Linked DNA regions of Mus musculus: region 1 is linked to region 2. Evidence: chromatin loops called from intact Hi-C (ENCODE). Cell type or tissue: heart. All regions are shown on one strand.

The links. A loop is a pair of places that touch in the nucleus more often than their neighbours do. Peaks named below come from ENCODE experiments on the same cell type or tissue, not always from the same donor. Only the 100,000 strongest peaks of a DNase experiment are listed, where the experiment ranks them.
Region 1: it touches region 2 in a loop (3-fold over the local background); 1 of 42 quality-filtered maps calls a loop at or near these places.

Annotation. Positions count from the first base shown.
Region 1 is chr4:128,719,312-128,727,311 of GRCm38, forward strand. It overlaps Phc2 (polyhomeotic 2), which reads left to right. Exons shown (of 15, transcript NM_001195130.1): 8 at 3,598-3,989; 9 at 4,237-4,402. It overlaps Gm33712 (a long non-coding RNA gene), which reads right to left. Exons shown (of 3, transcript XR_003955114.1): 1 at 7,948-8,000; 2 at 5,926-6,063; 3 at 1-2,442. Among named protein-coding and RNA genes, the nearest start is that of Gm33712, 4.2 kb to the right of the region's middle. In heart, no CTCF peak of the experiment used is centred here; DNase peaks (open chromatin) are centred at 3,940 and 4,990; H3K4me3 peaks cover 424 bases; H3K27ac peaks cover 3,787 bases.
Region 2 is chr4:129,054,674-129,062,673 of GRCm38, forward strand. Rnf19b (ring finger protein 19B) reads left to right here and starts at 3,471. Exons shown (of 9, transcript NM_029219.2): 1 at 3,471-4,223. The coding sequence starts at 3,598. It overlaps 1700086P04Rik (a long non-coding RNA gene), which reads right to left and starts at 3,480. Exons shown (of 2, transcript XR_868180.3): 1 at 3,115-3,480. In heart, no CTCF peak of the experiment used is centred here; DNase peaks (open chromatin) are centred at 3,418, 4,108 and 4,708; H3K4me3 peaks cover 2,901 bases; H3K27ac peaks cover 1,867 bases.

The DNA of each region.
Region 1 (8,000 bases), 340 kb before region 2:
GTTCTGGCAAATGGAGAAAATGGGAACAAAGCCTGATCCAAAAACCCTGAAACCAGAGGTCACCGGACCCGAAGGAGCACATTGCAGCCAGTGGAAGCATTGAGGCTGGGGCCCCAAAGGCACACGGCAGCGTGCCATGCGATGGCACACGGAAGTCAGTTAAGGTCACTGAAGCTCCTCCAAGAAGGTGAAGGGCAAGGATGGGACAGGGGTTCCAGGGTGGGCCCAGAGAGAAGCAGCTTTGTGGGAGCAACAGATCCCACAAATGGAGCCCTACCTCGTTATCGTCCAGTCAATGAGCATTACTGACTGAGCGGCTACTGCATTCAAGTAGTTTCAGAGGAAACGAGCGGGTTGCATAAACTCTGCCCAGCAAGGAGAGTAGTGCTTTACTGAAATAACTACGACGTGGCAACATGCTCAACCCCATTTTAAAGATGGTGGCACAGAGATCCAGCGTTAACCAGTGCCACACAGCTGCTATGTGGCAGAGCTGGCCAGCATTCGGGCTGTGGCCTGGAACAAATGGCAGCGGTGCTGTAAAGGAAACAGCAAAGCTTGCTTGGTCAGATAAATCATTAAAAATAAAACATTACTTTATGCTACAAAGAGATACTGAGTCCCAGGGCTGTGGACAACCGGACAAAAGGGAGCCCTTGCTGCCTCTTGGTCAGGGGTTGTATCTGTGCACTGGGGCGATTCATTAGAACTCTGTCCGTAAGATGGATTACAGCAGGAAGAAACCAGAATCAGGAAGACTAAGTAGAAAGCTACTGCAATATGCTGAACAAAAGGATTTCTGACCCAGGATAATGCTGCAGTTAAACCGAGGTCTTTGCTTTTTATTAACCTCCAAAGATTAATGACACACACTTCCCCAAAACGCCTTTCCTGCTTTGATCTATGGGCTCACTCACCCTCAGGAGCTCCCCCTGGCTTGGGCAAGATATGGTATCATTTGGCTGTAACAATTGTAGCTGCACAGAAGTGCCACAGTTTGGAGCAAGAGTAGGAGGAGACTCACAGGCTGGGCAGGAGGCCAGCAGTCCCCGTCCCAGATCTCTTGGTGTGTTAGCTCTATAACACATTGCTGTCGTCATCAGCTGACTGAGAGAGACTGCGTCTCAGCTCACAGTTTTGTGGCTTCTCCTCCATTGTTGCTTGGCCTTGCTGCTTCAGGCCTGTGGCAAGGCCACATGTCCTGGTGGGAGCCCATGGCAAGATGAAAACCACACCCCTCGTGGCCAGGAGCTAAGTGTGTTCTTTGCCTCCTAACTGTACCCTTTATATCTTTTAGCATTAGAATTAGCATTTTTTTTCCTCTTCAACCTTGTTTTTTCACCTCATAAATCCTGAAATACTTTGTGCATGTGAATGTTCATGGGTGTGCACGTGCGTGCATGCATGAATATGTGTGTGCATGTGTGCAGGCCAGAGGTTGCTATCAGGTGTCTCTCTCAATCACTCTTCACTTTATATATTGAAACAAAAATCTCTCTTGTGAACCCCAAGTTCACAAGTTTGACTAATTCTCTAGCCAGCCTGCTCCAGGAACCCCCTGTTTCCACCTCCCAAGTGCTGGGATTATAGGTGGGCTGCTACACCCACCCCGCCCCTGGCATTATGTAAGCACCAGGGATCCAAACTCTGATTCTCATATTTACACAGTAAACAACCCTCCCCCCAATCTCCTTGCTGGGCTTCCCAACTACAAGACATCCTGAGTTTTAAAACAATTTTTCCAATGATTTCCACTAAGATTTAGAGCTGGAAGACATATATGACCTCCTAGACTAGATCTCTGCTGCACTGAAGCCCTGAAAGGAAGCAGCGGTTGTCTCCGGTCTCATAGCAGCAGGTGGTGGAGCAGTCATCCACTGATGCTCTTAGCTTTCCAGACCTGGCTGGTCTCCAGCTCTCCCTCAGAGGGCAGCCTCTAGAAGGTCTCTGGCCAGCATCTCATCTACTGGTTATTCTAGTGGCTGGAGCCTGGTGGCCCCCACAGGGCCCCTCAGTACCTCCCAGGTGTCTTACCAAGAGTTACCTTTGTGCCCGATGAACAGTTTTGTTTTTGGTTTGCTTTATTTGGTTGTTAAACTCTGAGCTGTCCAATGAGGGATTAGGAGACAGGGCTTAGGCTGCAGCCACTGTACAGTTTGTAATCCCCAAATGCCTGCTGGCGGTGTCTGTGGGGGCTCCTCCCTCCCCTCAAGACTAGCACACTCCCCCCTTAAATTCACACTGATCCCCAAGTTTCTCAATTCATCACTCATTGTCCTCACAAGACCGCGTCTTGCGGGCCTTCTGCACTCCATCTCCATGGGGGCCGGCCCCGGGCGAGCTTCATTCTCCTCACGCTTCCTGCTAGCTCTTCTTTCTGCTCCTTCTCTATTCCTGTTGGCAACCTGCATTCCATGTGGGGCTATGATGACAGCTAGAAACCTGCAATGTGAAGAGGTGAAACTGAAGGAAGGCCACGCCTCCCCTGACTCAGTTTGAAGCCTTTGTGGTTGCAGACAGACTCAGTCAGGTGCTTGGTAAATGTTAGCTTGCCCCCATAGTCTGTCTGTCCTTATGTGGCTGTACAGATCTGGTGTGAGTGTGCCACTGTGGCCCTCTATGTCTGGCTGGCGTACCTATTCACTCAGCTCGGTAGCTGTGAGAGTCACTGTGGAAGGGATCATCTCTCACAGGAGGACATACTCAGCTGACCTGCTGGCAGTCTGAGCTGGCCTGACCTGGATGCTCTCCAGGTACAGCATCTGCACTCAGAACTGGATTTCCTAGCTCATTATTACGTATCAGGCAAAAGCTAAAAACATACCAGGGACTACTAAAAGCTGTAAGAAAGAATCCAAGGGGTGGGGTGGGGGGTAGATGGCCCAGTCGGCGAAGTGCCAGCTATGCAAACATCAGGGCCTGATTTTGGATTCCCAGCATCCATTAAACACAAACGAACAAACAAAAACAAACCAGAACAGAAGATATGAAACAAACAAACAAACAAACAAACAAAACCAAGCAAACAAACAAAAAACAAACAAACCAAACAGGTGCTAGAGTTTGGATCTATAACCCCTGCCCTGAGGGACCAGAAATGGGCAGATTCCTGAATCTCAAAGACCTGGCAGCCCAGCCAGACTGACGACGTCCAGTGTCAGTGAGACACCCTGTCTCAAATCAATAGAGAGTGATAGACACCTAGCTAGGACCTCTGCCTCATCACACATGCAGACACACAAGCACATGTGCACACACGCACACACACATCCCAGATCATTACCTCAGAGAGCCAGCCTTGTTAAAATGGAAAGAAAACAGGCAACTTAGAGGAACTAATGTGTCCTCTTAGGTACTAGGTTGAGTTCTGGGTAAAGGAGACATGGTAGTTGCTAAGGTAAGGTTCCCCATCTGGAAAGGAAGATCTAACACAAGAGAAGCTTCCGAGCTCTGGCACTGGACAGACCAATCTCCATGTGAAAGATAACAGGGAGGAAAACAGGAGACCCTGGGAAACTGCCTTTGTGTGTGAAAGGGACCCGGCCGGCCGAGGAGGTTGACCACGCTGTCTAATCTGGCTTTTCTCTCTCCCTGCAGCTTATGCTCACCTGCAGTCACACCAGCTCCTCCCACAGCCGCCAGCGAAGCACCCACAGCCCCAGTTTGTGGCCCAACAGCAACCACAGCCACCACGACCTGCACCCCAAGTCCAGTCCCAACCCCAGCTTGCCTCAGTCTCCCCAAGCCTGGCCCTACAGTCCAGTCCAGAAGACCATGCCCTGCCTCTAGGCTCAGTGACACAGGCCCTGCCTCTCCAGTGCTCTACCACGCATGTCCACAAGCCAGGGAACAGCCAGCAGTGTCACCTTCCCACACTAGACACCGGGTCTCAGAATGGACATCCTGAGGGTGGGTCCCATCCCCCCCAGCGAAGGTTCCAGCACACCTCAGCTGTGATCTTACAGGTGCAGCCCGCTTCTCCAGTTACGGTAAGGAGGCTGGTATCAAGGCACTGGGGACAGTAGGGAGGGCCATGGCTCAGGTGGTGTCTGCACTCCTGACTCCAGGTACATCAGTGTAGGCTAAAAGTTGAATATCCCCAGGAAGAAGAAGGGTGCTCCCAGACTTAGAGATGACTGAATCTTTGCATCTTTGCCCGAGCTCCATGGAAACCAGGGTAGTGTCCGAGAACGCAGAGGTGGCTCACCAGACGTCTCTGTCCTGCCCCCTTGACAGCCCCAGCAGTGTGCTCCCGATGACTGGAAGGAAGTGGTGCCAGCGGAGAAGAGTGTGCCTGTGGCTCGGCCAGGCCCGTCCCCACACCAGCAAGCCATCATCCCTGCCATACCCGGTGGCTTGCCTGGACCCAAGAGTCCCAACATCCAGCAGTGCCCAGCTCACGGTATGGAGTGTTGGGGAAGGGAGGAAGTTGGCTTTGCCTGCCGCTTCCTGGCATCTTTTTCTCGGTGTCCAGGAGGGGAGGTAAACTGCCTTAAACCTAACGAAGCAACATGGCAGCTGCGTAGTTGGAAACAGAGAGGGGAAGTGAGGGCACGGGCCAGGGACAGAGGTGGCCCGGGACCTGGAAAAGCAGGAGGAGCAGAGCGGACCCTGCAGCTCTTTGGCCGTTGGTTGTGAATGCTGCGCATATGTGGGCCAGGCTGATAGCAGAGGTGTCAGAGGGACTGAGATTTAATTATGGCCAGAGGACTGAAGAGTCTCCAAGAGAGAAGGAAATGCCTGAGAGGAAAGCAGGCAGGGGCCTCAGCGTGAGCTCTGCTTGCCAGAAGCATCTCTGAGGGCACTGTGTTCATCTCTGGGGTCTCCATCTGTCTCTCTGAGTGACCAGTGACTTCCCACGGCCTGGGCTTCAGGGCACTCTGCAAGAGCACTCCACCCTGGCGGGAGAGTCACAGTGGTACCTCCGCCCTCCACCATCACGAGCCACTTGCTGGCCTTCCTCTCAGCTGGTCTGCGTAGTGTTCTTGGCCTAGATTTCAGAGTGACTGGAGCCAAGGGCTGCTGACAGCTCCAGGCACACTGTGAAGTGCATGCTGAGAGTGGGGCAGGGAGAGGCAAGAGGAAGGAAGCGAATCAGAGTGGGGGTGGGATCAAGGAAAAAGAAAGGAAGAGATACTGGAGAAAGGACTCTGACTAGGAAAAGAGAAGCGGGCATCCACTCCCTGTGCAGGCTCACAAGGAGGAAGAGTACTGAAAAGTAGGCCTGAGGCTGGGCCAAATGGTTTGGTCCAGCCAACATGACATGGCCAGAACATTTGCTGGGCATGTGCGAGACCCCGGGTTCTATCCCCAACCCTGAGGAAAGGGAAGTGGGGGTGGGGAACAACCCATTTCCTTATAGAATGCACTCTAATTATCAGAAAAGCCCTCTTCTAATTACACCAGAACCTGCTGTTCTGGAATTTGGCCATCATTGGTTACCAGTCCATCTCAGTGCTTCTAGAGATCTGCCCTGACTTGGGCAGAGATGGGTCTAAGGACCTGAGAGTCCTTTGATTTCCTTTTCTTTTCTTCGGTGACACGCCAGGTCCTCATGCCCACATTTCTAGCCATGCTTCTCTGTGTGCTAACTCCGCATTGATTCTCTTAAAATGGAACTCCCCCACTTAAGCTCACTAATTGCAAATATCAAAAGCTAGCGTCTCCATAAGGCAGGACTTAGGAAGAGGCAGGACTGTCCCCTAGGTACATTGGGGATGATCAGACACTGTGTGCTGAGAACCGTTCCTAACTCCTTCTCACCCATGCTGCCCTCCCCCGAGGGGAGCATCACCATCCTCTTCAGTCTACAGTGGGGACAAAAACCAAGATGGAGCAGCTTGGGGCTACAGAGCTGTGGGAGGGCAGCTCCCTGGCTCCAGCCCCAACCCCCCCCCCCCCCCGTGTGGCAGCTCCTTCACGCACCTTTATTGGGCCTTTTCAATCCAGCAGTGCCTAGCTCTTGGGGTAGTGGATTGTGCCAACCGGAAGCTGGGTTGTTATGCTGCTGGGCTGTTTCTCTGATAGGAGGTGCCGGCTCTCTAGGTCTCCTTGGTCTCCAACCTGTGCTATTAATATTTCGAAGCAAAGTACAATTACTTACTTCTGTCCGGTGATCGTGGGAATTTAGCCCACAGTTCCAGAGAATAATAATCGTTCATAAAGCTATCCTTGAACTTTCTCTGCCAGGCTTTATATAGATCTCTTCCCCGAATCCCAGTAATAGCCCTCGGGAGTCGGGGATTTTATTATCCTCCGTTTAAAGATGAGAAAACTAAGTTGCAGAGTCAGTGGTGGACCAGGAATCTCTTATGTCTGAATTCTGCCATTCATTATGTAAACTCCACTGCACAGTGTGGCTGTGGGTGCATTACAGGAATAAGCATTGCCCTGCTCTCTATTCTAAAACTTAGGAAAGAGCAGCATCCCAGTTCCTTCTGGAATATGTTTTCTTTTACCAACTTGCTGGTGGAGAGGAGCTGCCTAGGATCCACGCGGTGTTGCTAGGATGCTGGTGATCAATATGCTTTCTTCAAGCATAGTTATCCAAAACCCCCTAAATCAGCTGGGATGTGCCTTCCTTTTTCTAGTTGGTCCATAAGCAGTAAGAATAGCATGAGCATCCTGCTCTGGAGGGCCCCGTCTTCCAAGAGAACTCAGCTTTGTACAGTGGAGGCGATTAGCGGCCACCGGAGCCTTAGACACCTGCACGGATCATGCATTTGTGAATGCCCACTCCGGGGCAAAGCACTGTAGGATGGATGGTAAGGCCCTGAGGAATAAGGACTGGTCCCTATCATCACAGCTTAGAGTCTGCTGGAAAAGATGAGCACACGGGAAATTACAATGAAATCAATAATCTGATGAGTGCCACAGGAGGCTCCTGGGCAAGTGCTTTCCAGGTTACAGAGGGGAATGTAACTGCCAAGTGGAGATTAGCAGGCTACATCTCAGAGCGGAAGTGGCATTGCTACAAAGCAGGGGTTGGCAAGCCATAGCCCTCAGGCTATGCCTATTAACTCGCCAATGTTTGTACATTACAAATGCAATGATCAAAATAGTATTTCATGATGTGTGAAAAATACATGGGATTCAGATGTCAGCGTTCACAGTGAAGGTCTGTGGGAACACAGCCACGCTCACATATCCATTATGGCAGCTCTCAGATTCAGCAACAGTGTGCACTGGAAGAGCTGGGACACCCAGCTTAGGCTAGTTCCTTCCTATATGGCTCCTTTCTGAAGAAGTTTGCCAACTGCTGGTCTCTCGACCTTGAAGGATGGGTAAGACTTGGGCTTGTAAAGCCAGGGACAGAGCTTTCCTGGCAGGACAGTGGAAGTTAATTAAGGTGGAGGGCAGAAGAGTGGGCAAGGGCGTGACAGAAGGTGAGTATTTGGTTGCTTATCATCTTCCTATTGAAAACGAAATGTCAGTGTGTGAGAATGAGCAATGTGAATTTTACTGCAAAGAAGGTTTGAAAGTTTGGAAAGTAAAGGGGAAAGGAGAAATGGGGAACGAGGAAGAGAGAGAAGTAAGCCTGCAGGAAGTAGAAAAATGTGGACAAAGTGAAGTTGGGGGTGGGCAGCCTGGTAGAGGCCTGTATGAATGAAGATAATGAACAGATGGGAAAATACTGATACTAGAGAGCAGTCAGGAATTGAGTGATGGGAGTCACTGTGTCCATCCAACAGCTGTTTGAGGATGGTACTACTCTCGTGTCCCTGTACCCCCAGCGCTCCTAGCCTGCTTACTTCGGGAAGGTACTTCGCCAGGACAGTTCAAGCTACAACAGTGTGTTTGGGAAAGAAAACTAACATTTATTGGGCTCCCACTGTGCACCAGGCACTGCAAGCAATTTGTAAATCAGTTAACCCTCACATTAAACCTGGCGGTAGGGATTACGCCTTTTATGGAGGTAGGACTGGGTCCCTTTGGTCATTACTTCACCTCTGATCCTCGCTCCCAGTGGGGAGGATAATGATCACTTGGAGGGTTATTGT
Region 2 (8,000 bases):
GAGGATTGCAGGCGTTGCATGGGTCCCTGGATGCAGCTGGTCTTTCTGCAGCTGGTCCTGGGGCCAAGCCGTCAAGGTACCAATGGTTCCCAGGGTTACTTGAGCCAAAACTCTGTCTTCAGACTTCCACTCTTTGTACCAGGTTTCTGTTCCTGGCACCTGATGGAGCCGTAATACAGAACTTTCCATTCTGGCCTGTTATTTCCTTTCAAATATTCTGTCCAGTCACGCCCGCTGCTCGCGCTTCCTCGGACTGAGTGTGCCTCTGTCTTTCCCACTACGTGTTTCCTTCTGGCTTCCTCTCTTTGGAATTTTCCTTTCCTCCCCTGACAGGTTTGTCCACTCTTACTCACTGAGAGCTTGCCCCGGGAGCTCTTCTGTGTGAAATCAGTCCCTAAGCCCCGAGCAAATTCTGGCACCAGGCTCACTCCACTGACCTGTCAGAGCCTTTGTGCGCGTGTCTTCGTCACCTAGTGTTCCAATGGCCTGCTTTCTTGTGTGTAACCCCCAGAAAACTGTGTGCTCCGTCTCTATTATGACTCCAGCTTTTGGCAAAGAGTTGTGTGAAGGAAAAAGAATGACTATTAACCAAATGAGTGAAAACCCATTTCCCCTCATGCCATCTACCTGAGTCACTACTTAGTCTCTAAAGGAGAAAGAGAAGGTGTGGGAGGAACTTGCCTTAGTCTCTTTGTTCACGGGTGATGATCCAGGAGAGAAAACCTTTGGGAAATGGGGCTGCTGCAAAGCCCAGGGGTGTTTAGAAGAGGTCCATTTTCTGCCCAAGTCCTGGGAGTGGCCCTGATGAACTGAGCCTGACTCTGTTTGGGAGTCTGTGCCCAGGACAGACAAACATTTGGACTTCCCAACAAGCTGGGATGCTTTTCATTCATTTTTTATACTCTCTTTCACATCTTTTTTCCTCTATCTTTCTTTCCCTCCTCCCTCTTTCCCTCACTCACTCGCTTTCTTGCTTCAACAGTCTCACGTAGTCCAGGCTGGCCTTGAACTTGGACTTCCCACTGCTGGGGGTTACAGGCATGCACCACTACCCACCAGACAGCAAACTAGAGTCTGACAGCTGCTCCTGTCAGTCGTGGCAGAAAGATTGTTGCCTGCGACACAGCCTACATTTTTCTCCTTTCTCCTACCTGCTCCAGCCTCTCTGGCAGTTGGACTGAGCCTGTGTGACCACTTCTGGCTAACAGTTCTGTGAGAAACTGAGGCGTTTAGTTGTTGATGAACAGCCTCCAGCCCTCTCTCTCTTGTTGGGGCAAACTGAATGTGGAGCTGAGCGTCTGGAGAATCTCTAAGTGTAAAAGAAAAGTTAACAACTGGGTGTGACAGCACGCAACTTTTATCCCAGCTTGTGGGAGGCAGAGGCAGGAGCATCTCTCTTAGATCAGGGCCAGACTGGTCCACACAGTGAGTTCCAGAACAGCCAGAAATTGCCATAGTGGGACACTTGTCTCAAAAAAAAAAAAGAATTTTTTAAGTAAGTAACTTAGCTTGGAGAAGGCAGGCCTTGACTCTCTGACAAACAGTTGATAAAAGCAACAGCAGCAGAGAGGGTTGATTTTGGCTCTCAGTTTGAGTGGACAGGCTGTCATGGAGGAGGAATCTTGGTCACAGGAGGTCCTGCTTACATTGTATCCATAGTCAGGAAGCAGAGAGAGAGAGCTGGTGTTCAGCTTCGTCCTCCTGTCGACTCAGTCCCAGAACCTCTGCCCATGGGACGGTGCCACTATTCACCTTCTTCATTTCAGCTACTGGGAAACCATTCTTACGGACACAAGCAGAGATGTGCCTTTGTGGTGATTCTAAATCCAACCAAATTGATAGCAAAGAGTAACCATCAAGGCAGGTTTCCACGGGTGGGGAAAATATGTCCTGCGTTAAAGCCATCGAGCTATTTAGAATATTTGTTAACACGACAGACAGAGCCTAGCCGAGTGTCATACAGACCCAGCAAGAGCTGGAGCTGGTGACGTGTTCACGGAAGTGTGTTTTAGCTATCTAGCATTAAACCTCTTTTCTTCTTAAGGAAAACTACCCTTCTGCCCTACACACACACACACACACACACACACACACACACACACACACACACACACAAAGTCCTGGTGTTGTCAATTCCAGCCGTCATATTTTTCTGTCCTTCTCTTTCTTGGGTTCTTGGCAGCATTTGTCACAATTGACGGCTGACCACTTCCTCTTGCAAACAAATTGTCTTGGCATCTATGACATCACACCTGCTTGATCATCTATGACATCATACCTTCTTAGGCCACTAGACCCTGTTCTTAGTTTTCATTACCGGACATTTCTTCCAATGGGCTTCGTTTGCTGTGTTGTTGTAATCTCAAAAGTTTAAAGAGTTGCGGATCTGGTTTTAAGTATTGGCCAGGAAAAAAAAATCAAACAACTTACTATGTTCACATATCTGTTCCTACATTGCACGATCCCCACCCCCATCTCCTTAAGGCATGCTAGACAAGTGAATCACTGTAAGCCTTCACTGCCATTCCTTATTAATAACAAGACACTGTTTTTATCTTTAAAGAAAGATGCATCAAGATGATTGTTTTAACCAATGAGATTCAAGCAAAACTGGGCAGAACTTCCTAAGCAGTCTTCTTAAAATAAGACATTTTTCTTCCCACCGTTTGGAATATGGCAGAATGAGGTGAGCTTAAGACAGAAGCTTGAACTGTCGATCTTCGGACATATTTTTCATGGAAAGAAAATTCTCTATCATAAGCCTCCCTCTCTCATTTCTCTAAGCCAAAATCTAATCCTGACCTGGCTTTGCTGCTGTTGAAGGTATTTGCTTTTCTCATCACCAAGCCTAAGGGTCTTTTGTTAGAGGAACTGGGGAAGGGGGACTGAAAGAAACCATTTCTAGAAGCGAAATTGTTGGGCCTCTTTCTACCAACAGTGACTAACCAGAGTACCTGAGAGATACAGCTTAGGAGTAAGTTCACTAGTTGACAGAAAACAGCAAATGCTAGAATGAAAACTCTGGACTCATTCTTGAAGATAGGGGAGCCTGCCTGTCTTATCTAGAAGTGCGGCTCACTTTGAGGATCTTCAATGAGTGACTATATTCCTTACCACTTAATGGCTAGCATCAACAGAAATGTTGGGCGGTGGATCGGCGGGAATCACTACCAGATCAACGCTCGTCTTCTTTTTACAGACGAAATGAAGGCATCCTCATTGAAAAGAAGACCCCTGACTCCTGGACAAGGAACGGAGGGTGGAGCCTGTGCAAAATATGGCTGCGCCGGACCACCTGACCGCAGAAGGCGGGGCTTCGCCGCAGCCTGCAGGCCCCGCCCTCCAGGCCCCGCCCAGCTCCTCTCGCGGGGCCGCGCGGGTTGTGAGGTGTCTGAGGCCGGCGCCTGCGCAGTTGCCCGCGGCGCGCGGGGCGGAGGCTTTATAACCACTTCGTAGCGGCTGGTCGGCTTCTGTCTCTGGGAGGACTGCCGAGGCGGTGGCGGCGGCGGCGGCGGCCGGGGCGCCGGCTGGGAGGGGGCGCTGAGGCGGGAGCTACGGCGGCGCTGGGCGCCCCTGGCTCCTCAGCCTCTGCGGGCCATGGGCTCCGAGAAGGACTCCGAGTCGCCGCGCTCCACCTCGCTCCATGCGGCCGCCCCCGACCCTAAGTGCCGCAGCGGCGGCCGGCGCCGGCGCCTCACCTTCCACAGCGTCTTCTCCGCCTCGGCCCGCGGCCGCCGCGCCCGGACCAAGCCTCAGGCCGAACCGCCGCCCCCGGCTGCGCCGCCGCCGCCGCCGCCGCCCGCTCCGGCCCCGGTTGAGGCTCAGGCCCCGCCGGTGGAAGCTCTGCCCTCCGAGCCCGCTGCCGAGGCTGAGGCGGAGGCCGTGGCTGCCGGGCCGGAGGAGGACGAGGCGGCGGAGGGCGGCGGCGCGGAGGAGGTGGAGTGCCCGCTGTGCCTGGTGCGCCTGCCGCCCGAGCGGGCCCCGCGCCTCCTCAGCTGCCCGCATCGCTCGTGCCGGGACTGCCTCCGCCACTACCTGCGCCTGGAGATCAGCGAGAGCCGCGTGCCCATCAGCTGCCCCGAGTGCAGCGAGCGGCTCAACCCACACGACATCCGTCTGCTGCTGGCCGACCCGCCGCTCATGCACAAGTACGAAGAGTTCATGCTGCGCCGGTACCTGGCCTCGGACCCCGACTGCCGCTGGTGTCCGGCCCCTGACTGCGGGTGAGCGCGGGGGCGTGGCCGCGGGGGTCGTCCCGGGTGCAACGGGTGTCACACACCTTGAGGGAGGAGAGGATGGTGCCCAGCAGGAGGTAGAGGACGGACGATCACGAGTAACCGACCCTCAGACCAGCCTTGCAACCGGTCTGATGGCACTCAGCACCCTATACCTACTTGCTTGAGGTGGCTTGAGGTGGTGGCTGAGTGCTAAGAGAAGGGAACTGTCCATTAAGTCAGAATATCCGGGTGAGCAGGGGTTTTTTTTGTTTTGTTTTGTTTTCTTTCTCTTTGCCCAGGAAGGGAGAGGTGTGTGTATGTGCGTGTTATCGTAATGATTGAGAAGGAATATTTGTTATAGGAGAGAGAATGAAAATGTCCTACTGAAGGGGCCGCGCTTCCGAGGGGTGTGTCCATATGGCTAGGGGCGCACTTAGCAGCAGCATTGCAGAAGGCGTGTTCTTCCACACAACCGCTGCTGAAAGTTGAGATGCAGATGATGAGAGAAGGCAGCTCACTAACAGCTCTAGGGGCACCCTGGGCACTGCGTGCTGTGCTAAGCCACTGGCAGGCACCTTGTGGTTCCTAACGTGCTGCCGAGGGCAAAGTCACAACAGACTTTTTGACCAGAAAAATCAATAGGGCTCAGAGGCGGTGTCTACCCAGAAGTTGATCTGGTGTGAGAAAATGTGTTTGCCTACCTTTTCAGTCTTGAAATCTGTATGACAGTCTTTTTAATGTTCCATGTATGCTTGATTTCAAAGGTCAGTGAGTTAAAATACTCTTTAGAGCAGGAATTACTGATTTCTCTGTCTGAAGCTTTCAGTGGAGGTCCTCCACCCCCTTTCTTTAAAACAAAACAAAACAAAAAACTTGGTTGTCTCTATCATTCCAATATATGAATGGTCAAATGCAGCCAAGAAGGGGCTCTTCAGTGTGATGGGGAGTCAGACTGCCATTACCTGTTCTGTGACCTTGGACAGATTAATTATATTCTTGTGTGTCATGTTTTGGGGGCAGAAGACTCTCGGGCACTTGCAGCGCCTAGTGTAAAGGTAATGCTAGTAAAAAGGTATGTGAACCCTTGCTTCAAAGGATTTAAAGGCTTTTAATTGTAGCCTGTGTATCAAGGCTGAGCTGAGATTCCAGGATGCTGCCATTTGTCTCCCCTTCAGAAGGAACTGTGTACTCAGAAGTGCCAGACTTGTTGGGAAGTGGGTGTGTTTAACCTCACTGAGTTTCTAAATTACTCGGAGATGTGGTCAAAGGTACCCAGATGGCTTTCACTTTCTGTTTATCGAATACCAGGAAGGGCCTCGTGGCCATCTGAAAAGGTCTGCTTGTGTCTGGTGGTCTTACTGGCTTTTGAGAGGTTAATTTATAGAATATTCAAGTTTTGCTGATACTCTTTTTAGTCTATTTTCTGAACCAAAGGGATAGTAGTTTAGGAAAGCACTACCTGATTAATTGCATAATAGTGTATTAACTCCTTATTTAGAAATGAGAGTTTATTTGAATTTTAACAATGAAATGTGACTTCCCTGATCATCTTTTGGGGAAAGCTCCCCAATTGGTTTTTTAAAGTCAACCTGTATCTTCACTCACATCAGCATAAATGGACAGAAATTAATATAAAAGCTTGACAAGAAATATAAAGAACCATGAGTGGTTTTTAGAGTTACTTGAGTCTTCTTAATTTAGCAGGATTTAGGGTGGGCTCATCCGATTCTGAGTTTGTGTGTGTGGTTTTGAGTTTTGTTTTTGTTGTTTTGAGATTCTGTCATATTCTGTTTTAATTAGTCAGACTAACAATTATATATGCACACTTTTTGTCAGTATCTATGTATTTAAAGAAAATAAAATTTAGGGAAAGAAAGCAAACCAGCACCGAGGTGCCTTTGTGCCAGGCATGCAGATTTTGATCTTCACAGCGATAGGACATTGATTTGATAGTTTTATAAATGAGGAAACTGGCATTTCATGAAATTAAATACTTTGTTCAGGGTGATACAACAACAAACTGGTAGGCAGTGAAGCAGACCAGTGTCGGAATAGTCTTACTTCCAAAGCCAATAATATTTTTCAACTCAAGTATTGGCTTGTCATCACAGTCCCCATTTTGGGCATGTTCTAGGAAGTGTGGCTTGGGAACAATACTGAGGCCCAGGGATGCTTGACTCCAGTTTCTCTTCCCATCCCTGTATTTAATAGTCTTACCTGCTTTATTTTTCTTATCTGACAGAAAAGCCTAATCCTGTCTTAAGACTTAAGAGGCTTAATTAATTAACTTTTATAAAGTGATTGTCAGTGGAAGGTGGTTAGATACACAAAGAGTCCCTCGGTAATTCATTTGCTTTCCAAATAATAGTCTGAGTTCCCCATGGACAGTTGTTCTGCCCCCTCTTCTTAATGCCAGAAGAAAAATAGGCTCTGTGATGTGTGTGTGTGTGTGTGTGTGTGTGTGTGTGTGTGTGTGTGTCTGTGTGTGTCTGTGTGTGTGGTGTATCTGGGAGCCTGTGGAGACCAGAGGTCAGTTTTGGCTGGCTATTAAGGCCCGGGGTGCCTCTTGTCTCTGCCTTCCCCAGCAACTCTAAGAAAGTGTTACAACTTCTGATTTTTTTTTTTTTTTTTGGTTTTGAGACTGGGTAGCCCTGGCTGTCCTAGAACTCACTCTGTAGCCCAGGCTGGCCTCAAACTCACAGGATCTGCCTGCCTCAGCCACATGAGTATTGTGATTAAAAGTGTGGCCTTCCATGCCTAGCTACAGCCTCTTATTTTGCTTTGTTGATGACCTTGAACTCTAATCCACCTACTTCTACCTGCTGAGTGATGAGCCTGCAGTCTGCCACTACTACCTGGGAATCAAATCTGGTGCTTTGTGGATGCCAGGCAAGCTTTCTGCCTGCTGAGTTATATTCCTAATCCTAATTTGGGTTTTCAGACAGTCTTGCTTATTTAGCAAAGACTGTCTCAAACTCTTGATCCTCCCGTCTCCACGTCCCCAATGCTGGATTATATGTGTGCATTACCATGTGTAGATTTTTTTTTCTTTTGGTGTTTGTCTTTCTTTCTTTTTTCCTTTCTTTTTTTTAAATATCCTATTCTTCTGGGTCTGGCAAAAATCTTGTGTAAGCATTAGAAAAGAGGCCCTAAACCTCATTTATCTCTTCCTACACCTGACCATGTTTATTGCCCACAGCGTCAGTCTTGGCAGCCAAATTGACCAAGTCTTCCCATGTATATATGTGTACATCTTCAGGCTAAGGGGTCATATAAGTGACCTCATAGAATTATGATCATTTTACTATGACTAAATTAATGAGAACACCATAAATTAAGAAATTTCTTTTTTTAAGTTTTTGTGGGTCAGAACAGAATTCTGATACTTCTTTTTTCATATGGCTTTATCAATGAGAGAACCAATTTCAGTAGAAAATAGACACAATATTATTTGATATGCCAAATACTGTAGCAACAAGTGTAATCTTAAAGTATACTTTCAAGTGAAATAAAATTAGCTTAAAATGCAAATAGCTTGCATTTTTTGTAGTTCTTTGCAGTGAGTCTTTAAAGTATTATCTCAGTGACACAGTAAATTCACTTTGGCCACACGCAGATAGGTGGTGGGAGGATAATTCTGTAAAGGAGAAACTAGTTCAAAGAAGTTTAAATGTGGAGTGACTGCTTCCTAGCTAGTAAGTAGTGCAGCTGATCAATTACCCCTTTGAATCTCTGCCTAAGTGTGTCCTTTCAGAAACCCACAAATGTTATAACTGCATTGTT